3 separate regions of the Homo sapiens genome follow, and all the other regions are linked to region 2. Evidence: chromatin contacts called from ENCODE Hi-C or POLR2A ChIA-PET data. All regions are on one chromosome and are shown on one strand. Each heading gives the region's core, a stretch centred on a gene start or an enhancer-like site at or near the end of the contact. The rest is flanking DNA. Distances are from core to core; before and after follow the strand shown.

The links. Hi-C counts contacts between places; a loop is a spot of excess contacts on that map. ChIA-PET counts read pairs that join two places held with the same protein, here RNA polymerase II (POLR2A). Pooled maps may share reads with other maps.
Region 1: a map of CD4-positive, alpha-beta T cell shows a loop between it and region 2 (20-fold over the local background). The contact joins the promoter of FAM210A here to the promoter of RAB12 in region 2. A Hi-C loop is called at or near these places in 2 of 168 maps with a recorded cell type or tissue (CD4-positive, alpha-beta T cell and CD8-positive, alpha-beta T cell) and 9 of 50 pooled maps. POLR2A ChIA-PET finds 5 or more read pairs at or near these places in 1 of 52 experiments (naive thymus-derived CD4-positive, alpha-beta T cell).
Region 3: a loop to region 2 is called in a map with no recorded cell type, with 6 times the contacts of the local background. The contact joins the promoter of MYL12-AS1 here to the promoter of RAB12 in region 2. A Hi-C loop is called at or near these places in 1 of 168 maps with a recorded cell type or tissue (CD4-positive, alpha-beta T cell), 3 of 37 single-sample maps with no recorded cell type and 7 of 50 pooled maps.

Annotation. Positions count from the first base shown.
Region 1 is chr18:13,725,123-13,727,981 of GRCh38, forward strand. It overlaps FAM210A (family with sequence similarity 210 member A), which reads right to left and starts at 1,436. Exons shown (of 4, transcript NM_152352.4): 1 at 1,207-1,436. It overlaps RNMT (RNA guanine-7 methyltransferase), which reads left to right and starts at 1,551. Exons shown (of 12, transcript NM_003799.3): 1 at 1,551-1,607. RefSeq lists an enhancer at 614-1,539.
Region 2 is chr18:8,607,907-8,610,741 of GRCh38, forward strand. It overlaps RAB12 (RAB12, member RAS oncogene family), which reads left to right and starts at 1,531. Exons shown (of 6, transcript NM_001025300.3): 1 at 1,531-2,047. The coding sequence starts at 1,534. RefSeq lists silencers at 1,359-1,588, 2,019-2,318 and an enhancer at 2,769-2,818.
Region 3 is chr18:3,260,846-3,263,780 of GRCh38, forward strand. It overlaps MYL12-AS1 (MYL12A and MYL12B antisense RNA 1), which reads right to left and starts at 1,514. Exons shown (of 4, transcript NR_130145.1): 1 at 1,208-1,514; 2 at 427-485. MYL12B (myosin light chain 12B) reads left to right here and starts at 1,288. Exons shown (of 4, transcript NM_033546.4): 1 at 1,288-1,392. RefSeq lists an enhancer at 684-733 and a silencer at 944-1,833.

The sequences.
Region 1 (2,859 bases), core at 186-2,685, 5.1 Mb after region 2:
TAAAATTACAACAGCAATTATCTCAAGAAACTTAAGCATCAGGAACAGGGAATGTAATTGCCTGGTTCTAATGCTTGTATATGCCTATAATGCATTCGATCTGTAAGACCTACACTTTTGCAGTTGTCAATATTCATGTAATGAGATTAATTCTCAACTTACCTCATTTCATATAATAACAAATACAAGCAGTCATCAGAAATTGATGGGTCATCCTTATTTGTGAAAAATAGGCCTCATTCTTGGTTCAAAGTTTGTAACCTCAAATGGGCTAATGCCCACAATTTAGAAGTGATTAGATTGGAAAGCACAACGCTGCAAATGCTGCCTTCCCCAAAGCCAGGTCTATTCATTAATATACCTGTGCCTACTGACAAGAAGGAAGGCTGGTAAAGCACATTTTCAAAGCTGTTTTAAATGGATCAATTTTGGTAAAGAGTAATTCAAGACGGATTGTAAATCTGATCAGTTTTACAACCTTGGAAGGTGGGGACTTGACGCACGACGTTAATATGCACACGCTTCAATAATCTATCCACAGGTAGTTTTGACCCTGATCTCAGGTTGAAAGTCCTCAACTATGGAGCTTTCGAGTTTCAGTACAGTAGGCGCTTTCACTCCCCAGTAGAAATCTGGGGTGATGGCCAAAAAAAGTGTGTTGTCTCCCCCAAACCACACCATGCCAAGTTCAGCCAACGCAGACTAATGCATCCTTAGGTATTTGTCAAGAAGAGGTATAGGCGGTCCCTTTTCTCAGAATCTAACAGGTAAGAATGGCCTCTTGTGGCTTCCCAAACACGGCGGTAAGGACCAGTCTGCCAGTCCCTAATAAGAAATTGCTAATTTTAAAAACCATTCCGAACGCGGGCGCTTCCGGGCCCCTCTTCAACTGGCTTCGGAAGAAGGGGGGAGAACACGGTGAAGGGTTACAGCAAAGGAGGCTGAAAAACAGTCCCAAAGCAAGATTTGCCAGGACACTGGCTCGACCCGGAAGGGCGGGGGGACCTCTCTCGGCCGCCGGGGTCTGTGGGGTCGGCGAGTGTGGACGACCCGTCTGGCAGTCGTACACTGCCACAGCCCGAAGAGCGGCGCACGCGGAGCAGTTGCCGGGTTCGCGCCGCGAGTCAGCTCCCGGACACACGCCCAGGGTTGAAGGTGCCCTCTAGACCCCTCCCGCTGCCCCACAGAGGCCTGGGCCCATGCTACCTCTTAGGACGCTGGAGCCGCCGCCGCCGCTTCCCGCCGCGCAGGCTGGACCACAGCTCCTCGGATGCCACGGCGGTGTCACTCAGCAGAGCAGCCCGACAAAGCGTGGGTCCGCGTGCAGGAACCCGCCGGGCTCAGCCGGACGCTAGCCCCCTGCCGCCCCCGGCCCCGCCAGCCGCGCCCACTAGCAACGTGCTCGCGACCTCCAGTGCCCGCTCAGTGAAGCTTCTGCATGCCGCGCGCGGCACGTCGGGACTCGTAGTTCCGGCGCGGAGGACGTGCGTCGCGGCACTCTCGCCTGACCGTCTCCACGTGACTCTCGCACCTCCGGAAGTGACGTAAGCAGACACGCGTGGCGCGGGCCGCCGTTTCCGCAAACAGAATCGCGTTTGGCTGTGCTGGTGAGTGTGACGGCTGGAACTCCGGCCCTTCCTTTCTTTGTGTTTGTCCCTCGGCCGCCGTGGAGGGGTGGAACTGGCACTCCCACCCCTGACATGGGCTCACTTCGCATTAGCCCTGTGCTTCACTACCCAACGCGTGGGTCTATTGCCTTGTGTCCTCAGTCCCAAGGAAAATGGGAACTCCTTGGGGTGGGCGGGCGCTGTTCCTCCTCCAGACTGGGCGAGCCCGGGTGGGAGAAGCAGCTCGAAGAGCTGCTCCAGCTCGCGCCCCAGGGCCGTGCTGGGGAGGGGCGTGGGGTCCGCAGGTTTGTCTTCAGCGGCGCTTCGGAAACCTGAACCAGAGGTTGAGTAACAGGCCGCGCTAATGACGGAGGGGGTGAACTTGGCTGGAGAAGTCCCTTCTCGCCTCTGTGCGTCCTCTCGGGCCCCGTGGTAGAGGGTCAAGCGGGCGGGTCGGGACTTAGAGCTTATCCCGCTTGGGCTTTATCCCGGCGGCCCTGGCGGCCTGCTCGCTCGTACCCTGAGGAGCTGAAATGACGCAGAGACATAGCTTGCTTCGGAGGTGTGACTGGAAAGCCGGGTCGAAATGTTCGTGTGGTTATTTATCGCGTGTCCATCTCCATGTCAGTCGACCACCTTTCGAAGGTTTCTTGAAGATTCTGAGGGACAGCTCTCTTCCCTATGGAGTGTTTTCATTATTCCACTTTGAGTTTGGTTTGGGTTTTTTTTCCCCCAATTTGTTAAATTGATACATAGAAGTTGCACATATTTGCAGGTGCAGGTGATACTTTGATACATGCATACAATGTGTAACGACTAAATCAGGGCAATTGGGATATTTGTCATCTCAAACATTTATCTTTATGTTGGGAACATTCCAATTTTTCTTTTAGCTATTTTGAACTACACAATAAGTTATTGTTAACTGTGTCCACCCCACTGTACTATCAGGCACTAGATTTTATTTCTTCTGGGGTTTTTTGTACCCATTAACCAATTTCTCTTCTTCATCCCGCTCCTCTTCCTGCTACCCTTCCCAGTCTGTGGTAACCACCAATCCACTCTTTACCTCCATCAGGTCCACATTTTTAGCTCCCACATGAGTAACAACATGATATTGTCTTCATGTGCCTGGCTTATTTCAGTTAACATAATGACATCCGGTTTCATCCATGTTGTTGCAAATGACAGGATTTCATTCTTTTTAATGACTAATATTCCATTGTGTATATATGCTACATTATCTTTATTC
Region 2 (2,835 bases), core at 281-2,780:
AGGGTCTCACACTGTTGACTAGCCTGGTTAACAAACCAAAACCCCAACTGTACAAAAAATTTTTAAATTAGCCAGGCGTGGTGGCACGTGCCTGTGGTCTCAGCGGCTCAGGAGGCTAAGCAAGGAAAATCACTTGGGCCCAGGAGTTCCAGGCTGCCGTGAGCTGTGATCGCACCACTGCACTCCAGCCTGCGCAACAGAGCAAGGCTGTCTCAAAATCAAAACAAAACAAAATGAAAGAAAAAGAAAGAAAGAAGGAAAGAAAGAAAGTAAATTCCGTGATGGTAAGTGATGGATCTGTGTTTCAAATAATATAGAGGGATCATATTTTACATATTCTCAGAATTCATATTATAAAGATCCCTACAGTGACTGCACAGTTAAGAATGCTCTCATAGATGTAAACTTCCAATCTACACTGTGGGCAACGCTAGATTTTTACAAATCAGGTTTGCTGTGTAACATATGCGTGTACTGTGCATTACTAAACCTAGTTCTAAATACAGCACAGCTGAAATTTTGTGGGTAACGTGATCATTCGGCAAATGTTGCCAGCCCCTATCATATTCAGAACCCTGTGTTCTGAGATGCTCAAGTTCAAGCTGAGGAATTTGCTAAACAAATCTCTGGCAAGGAATCAGCAGTGATTTTCTGTATCCTTAAATCCTTCCAAACAGAAATGGCAAAACATACGACCCGAGTCCATAATTCCTAAAGTTTCAATCTTCTCGCACTGTTTGAGTTTTAACTCGCTTATTCCCCCAAAGGAGTATGCCATTTACTTAATTTAAAAATTAAACAGCATAAAAACTTCTGAACTCTGAGTGAGACAGCGATCAGAGTTAAAAATAACTGATTTCGCGCGTTTCCGTGCAAAATGGGAGACAGACGTGACGGAGAGAGACCGAGCAGTGCCACGGCCCGGTAGAGGGTGCGGGGGCTTGCACCCGCTGGTGTTTGTGAGAGAGCGCTGGTGTAGACGCGAACGCAGCGCAGGCGGCCCGGCGGCGCGGCCTCAGGTCGGGGCCTTTCCAGCGTTCCAGCTACACCGAGCGCGCGGGGGCGAAAACATGTGCATGGTGTTTGGGGACTGTGCGCATGGGAGTGTTTTCACTGTCAACCAGGGTTCTTTTTCTTATTTTGAACCCATTTTCATGATGCACCGGAATGCTGAAGTTCAAAATTGCCTACGGAGAATTTTAAGACTAAAACCACACTAAGTTTCTTGTGTTAACTATAAATGCGGGTCAGAGTGAAAGCCGAGTAGGGAGGAGTGAAAAGGGGGAAAAGGGAAGAGATAAGAGGAAGAAAAGATGAAAGAGCCGGCGGAAGAGGGAGGGAAGCGGGGGCGGGCAGGCGAGCAGAGGCAGGGAAAGAGCGGCGCGGGTTGCGGGAAAGCTCCGCGCGCAGTACCCAACCGAGGCCCGGGCGCGCGGTCCTCCCGCCGGCAGGGGGCGCCCACCCGCCCGCCTCCGGCCCCTCGCGGCCAGCCGCCCCGCCCGCGCCTGCGCTTCCTGCCCCTCCTCGTCCGGGATGCTGCTGCCGCTACTGCGGAGTAGCTGCTTCCCTTCCTCCTCTCCCGGCGGCGGCGGCGGCAGCGGCGGAGGAGGAGGAGGAGGGGACCCGGGCGCAGAGAGCCGGCCGGCGGCGCAGTTGCAGCGCGGAGCCCACGGGCCGCCGGGGCCGCTCCAGCGGGCGGAAGCCGAGCCCGGGGCCGACCCCCCGCGCGCGGCGGAGGCCGAGGGGGCGCCGGGGCCCGGGGCGCGCAGCCGGGGGGCGGGCGGCGGCGGGCGGCGGGCCGAGCGGGAGCCGCATGCGTGTATGGATCCGGGCGCCGCGCTGCAGAGGCGGGCCGGGGGCGGCGGCGGTCTGGGCGCGGGCTCCCCGGCGCTGTCGGGCGGCCAGGGCCGCCGGAGGAAGCAGCCCCCCAGGCCGGCCGACTTCAAGTTGCAGGTCATCATTATCGGCTCCCGCGGCGTGGGCAAGACCAGCCTGATGGAGCGCTTCACCGACGACACCTTCTGCGAGGCCTGCAAGTCCACCGTGGGTAAGGGCGCCACGGCGACCCTGGGCCGGGCCTCCTGGCGCCCGGGCAGGTGCCCTTCGCCCCGTGGGCTTCGAGTCTCATCGAGCCTGGGAGTCTTTCGGGGATGGGCCTCTCGGTGAAACTAGGGGCGGGGGTCTCCTTGGAGCGCCCTGCATCCCAATCCCAAAGCCTGGCAGAGGTTTTCGTGCCGCCTCCGGGCAGACCTGCCCTTGGCCCCCGGCCCTGCCTCAGAGGTCCTGGCAGCCCCCGGGGCCTGTGGGGGCGGCTCTCCACGGAAACTTCGGCCCTTAGCATACTCGCCCAAGAAAAAGCTGGGTTCGAGTGGAGCGCAGGCAGGCAGGGGAGTGAACGCCTAAGGCCGCTCTCGCCCGGCCCGCCAAGGCCAGCGCGCGCCGTCTGCTGCGGGTGTGATCCCTGCGCAACCAGGGCAGTTTTCTTATTTTGAACCCATTTTCAAGAAATGAAGTTTAAAGTCACCTATGGAGAATGTTAAAACTAAAACTACAGTAAGTTTCTCGTGCTAGCCGTACGTACGGGGCAGAGGAGCTTCAGCTGTATTTATCCATGACCTCAAACAACCCGGTGACTGGCGGGCATGGGGTTGATTCCTCCAGTACCGCTGTTTTCGGTGAGGGACAGGAGTGAAGTAAGTACAGGAACGCTCCAGGGTCAAGGAGGAAAACAGCCGTGGATCTGAAATGGAAACTGCAGGGGAAATTTTTTTAATTAAGTCATGCTTAGAGGACTTGACATTGAGATTTCTCAGTTGGATGTGGGTAGCAGTTGTT
Region 3 (2,935 bases), core at 264-2,763, 5.3 Mb before region 2:
AACACTATTGAGAAAATACACACAGTTATGAACCGCGTTTAGAGCTGTGCTGCTGGGATGGCGACCACCCCATCAGCATCATGTGTGCTTACCAGAAATTCGAATTATCCTCCACCCCTTACTCACTGAATCCTGATACCCGGTTTTGAGGCTCAAAAATGTTTTTAAAAGCCCTGTTATTATGCGTGCTACTGTTTAAGAACTGCTACAGAGTGCTGAACACAAGGTCCCTCTCTTCTAGGAATTTCTGATCAAAGATTTCTAGAATATAAACTCCCTAAGAGGCTTTGAATTCATCTCTCAGCATCCGGCACATGTTAAGGCAGTAAGAAGAGTTCAATAAAGATTTGCTATTAGATTGCCGATCCTCCACCATCCTGAAGTAATGCTATTTTAGTAATGCTAGATGAAGTAATGCTAGATTACCTCAAGGTGAGGGAAAATATCCTGAAGAACACAGCCACAAACACGATCTAGAACAAAACCTGAAAAACGTAGCTTTGTGTTTTTATTTGTGTGTGCATGTATGTGTGTGCGTTGCCATTTTCTTGATAAAGGAAAGCAAGTAGTTCGAATAAAACTTTCTTGTGGCCAAAAGGGGAATCAAACAGCCGTAGGCTGCGGCCGTAGCCTGATACGGCCGTAAACCTTATGAGGGTAAGCAGAGAGGAGTAGGTTAAAGAATTTAACTCGGGCTGTAATGCGGTTTGAAAAGAGAAAGGGATTCTGGAACGGAGAAGAATCCGCCCAGGCGCCGCCCTCACCTTCTCAACATTACATGAGACGAACCCTAAAACCTGTCTTGTCTGAAATTCAAATTTAGAAGAACTGTACTTTTACTTGCTACATCTGGCAACTCAGGGTTCGGCGCCAGGGGACCCCAAATCCTAGGCGGATCGCGCCCCGCCTGGGTCAAAGGGGACCCCAAATCCTCGGCCGATCGCGGCCCACTCGGGTCAAATTCCAGCGGCCTGCCCAGCCGCGCCCAGCGGGCCCAGGAATGCGGAAGGGTGGCGGAGCTACCAAAGGAGCGGGGGACGAGGGCCGGGCTGCGGACGACCGCCGCAGCGCAGGCCGCGATATCGCAGCGGATCGGAGCAGGCCGGAGGGGCAATTAAGACCCCGGCCGTGTGCGTCCGGCCTCAGCAGCCCCGCCGCTCGGCGGACACGCAGACCCCGCCGGCCCGGGCGCGAACACTCAGCGCACCCCCGTTCCACTTGGTCCCGCCGCGCCTTCCGGTGCGCCTTCCGGTGCGCCTTCCGGTGCGCCTTCCGCTCCGCCCCTTCAGGCAGGAAGTGTCGGCGCCGCCACTGTCCGGCCACAGCCTAACGCTCTTCGCTGTCGTTTGTGGTCTCGCGCAGGGCGGCCCCGGTTCTGGTGTTTGGCGTCGGGTGAGTCGCGCTCGACTCTGCTCGCGAGACCCCTCGGGCCGCCGTCTCCGTACCCCCGCGCCCCCTCCCGTCGCGCGCCTGCGGCCGGACCCCGCCCCAGGGCGGCCAGGCGGCGGCAGGACCTGTCAGACTGGCTGAGAAGGGGGCGCGGGGCCGGAGGTGGAGGGAGGAGGGTTGGCGGCGGGAGGAGGGTTGGTGGCGAGGCCCTGGCCCGGACGTCCAGGGGCCGGGAGGCTGCAGGCGATGGAGCCGGTATGGGGAGACGCCCTGCTGGAGAAGTGGCCGGGTCCCGGCCGTGCGTGGGCCGGCCCTGCGCCACCTGGGTGACCTCAGACACCTGGGCCTTGGACGGCCCGGCTGCCCGGCGGCCAACGCCTGCCCTCCCGGCGCCGCGGCGGGTCCTGGCGGTGGATTGGGGCCGACCCGGGCGTGTTCGTGTGGAGCACCTGCCCTGTGCCCAACACTATCCTAGATGCTTTGGAGGGTGGAGGAGCCTCCTGTTGCACGGTCTTGCCTAAGGTGAAGCCTCCAAGGAAGCCATTAGCATGCCGGTAACCGAGTGTGTGGTTGATACGGGCTCAAATGTGATGATTTACATAGAGTTGTAATTCGCTCAGTGTGTCTTGCATCTTGTAAAGGTTTAGTTTATTCGTGTTGATTGAAGAAAGGACCATTAACAGAAATAGGGAAAGGTTACTTGGAAAAGAGTCGTGACCTCACTGAAGGCCTTGGATTCAACCTTAAGAGGGAGAACTTAGCGTTTCCGGCTAGATGTGTGGGAGGTGGTAACGAGCAAAACTCAAAAGCTGGGAATTGTGTCCTGTGAAAAGCAGGCCGTGGGGACACCGGCGGGTATGGAACAGAACTGTAATGACTAATAGTCGGAAATAAGGGTAGATAGGTAAGTAGGACCTTCTTATGGATGTCTTGAAAACTTAGGAGAAAGAAAAGATTATCTAAGAAGCCATAGAGAGTAATTTTGGAGTCTTCACTAACGGAGTAATAAGAAAGGGATGTTTAGAGGATTCGTTTGGCCGCTTTAGTTTAAGGTAGATTTGGAATGGTCTTTTGGTAAGAGAAGAATCAAAGCATTTAGAATTCAGTAGGACCTGATAGATTACCTTGTGAAGGCTTTGCGTTTTATAACTGAGGAAAGTGAAACCCAGAGAGGTGAGGTAATTTGTCGAAGGTGGTGGACCCTCCTGGACTTTATAACTAAGAGCACTTTTGAGTGCTTTAGGCTCTTTTGAGTGAAACAGCTTTTATGATGGCTGACTCGATGTTCGTTTATGCTTTGATGAAACTAAGCTTGAACAAGATGAACTGCAATTTCTGAAGGACAGATGTCCAGACAAGAGTTGCTAGGGTTAGGAAAGAACAGGATTTAGAGCCCCGACATGGGGCTAGTTTTCCCTTTCTCCCAAGATTCAAAGGCTCCAGGTATATCTGGGGATGAGTTTATCATACCCTTTTTGCCAGCATCTTTGTGATCTTCCTTCCTCATTCTACACATTAGCTTTGGGGTGTCATTGCTTGTTATGCC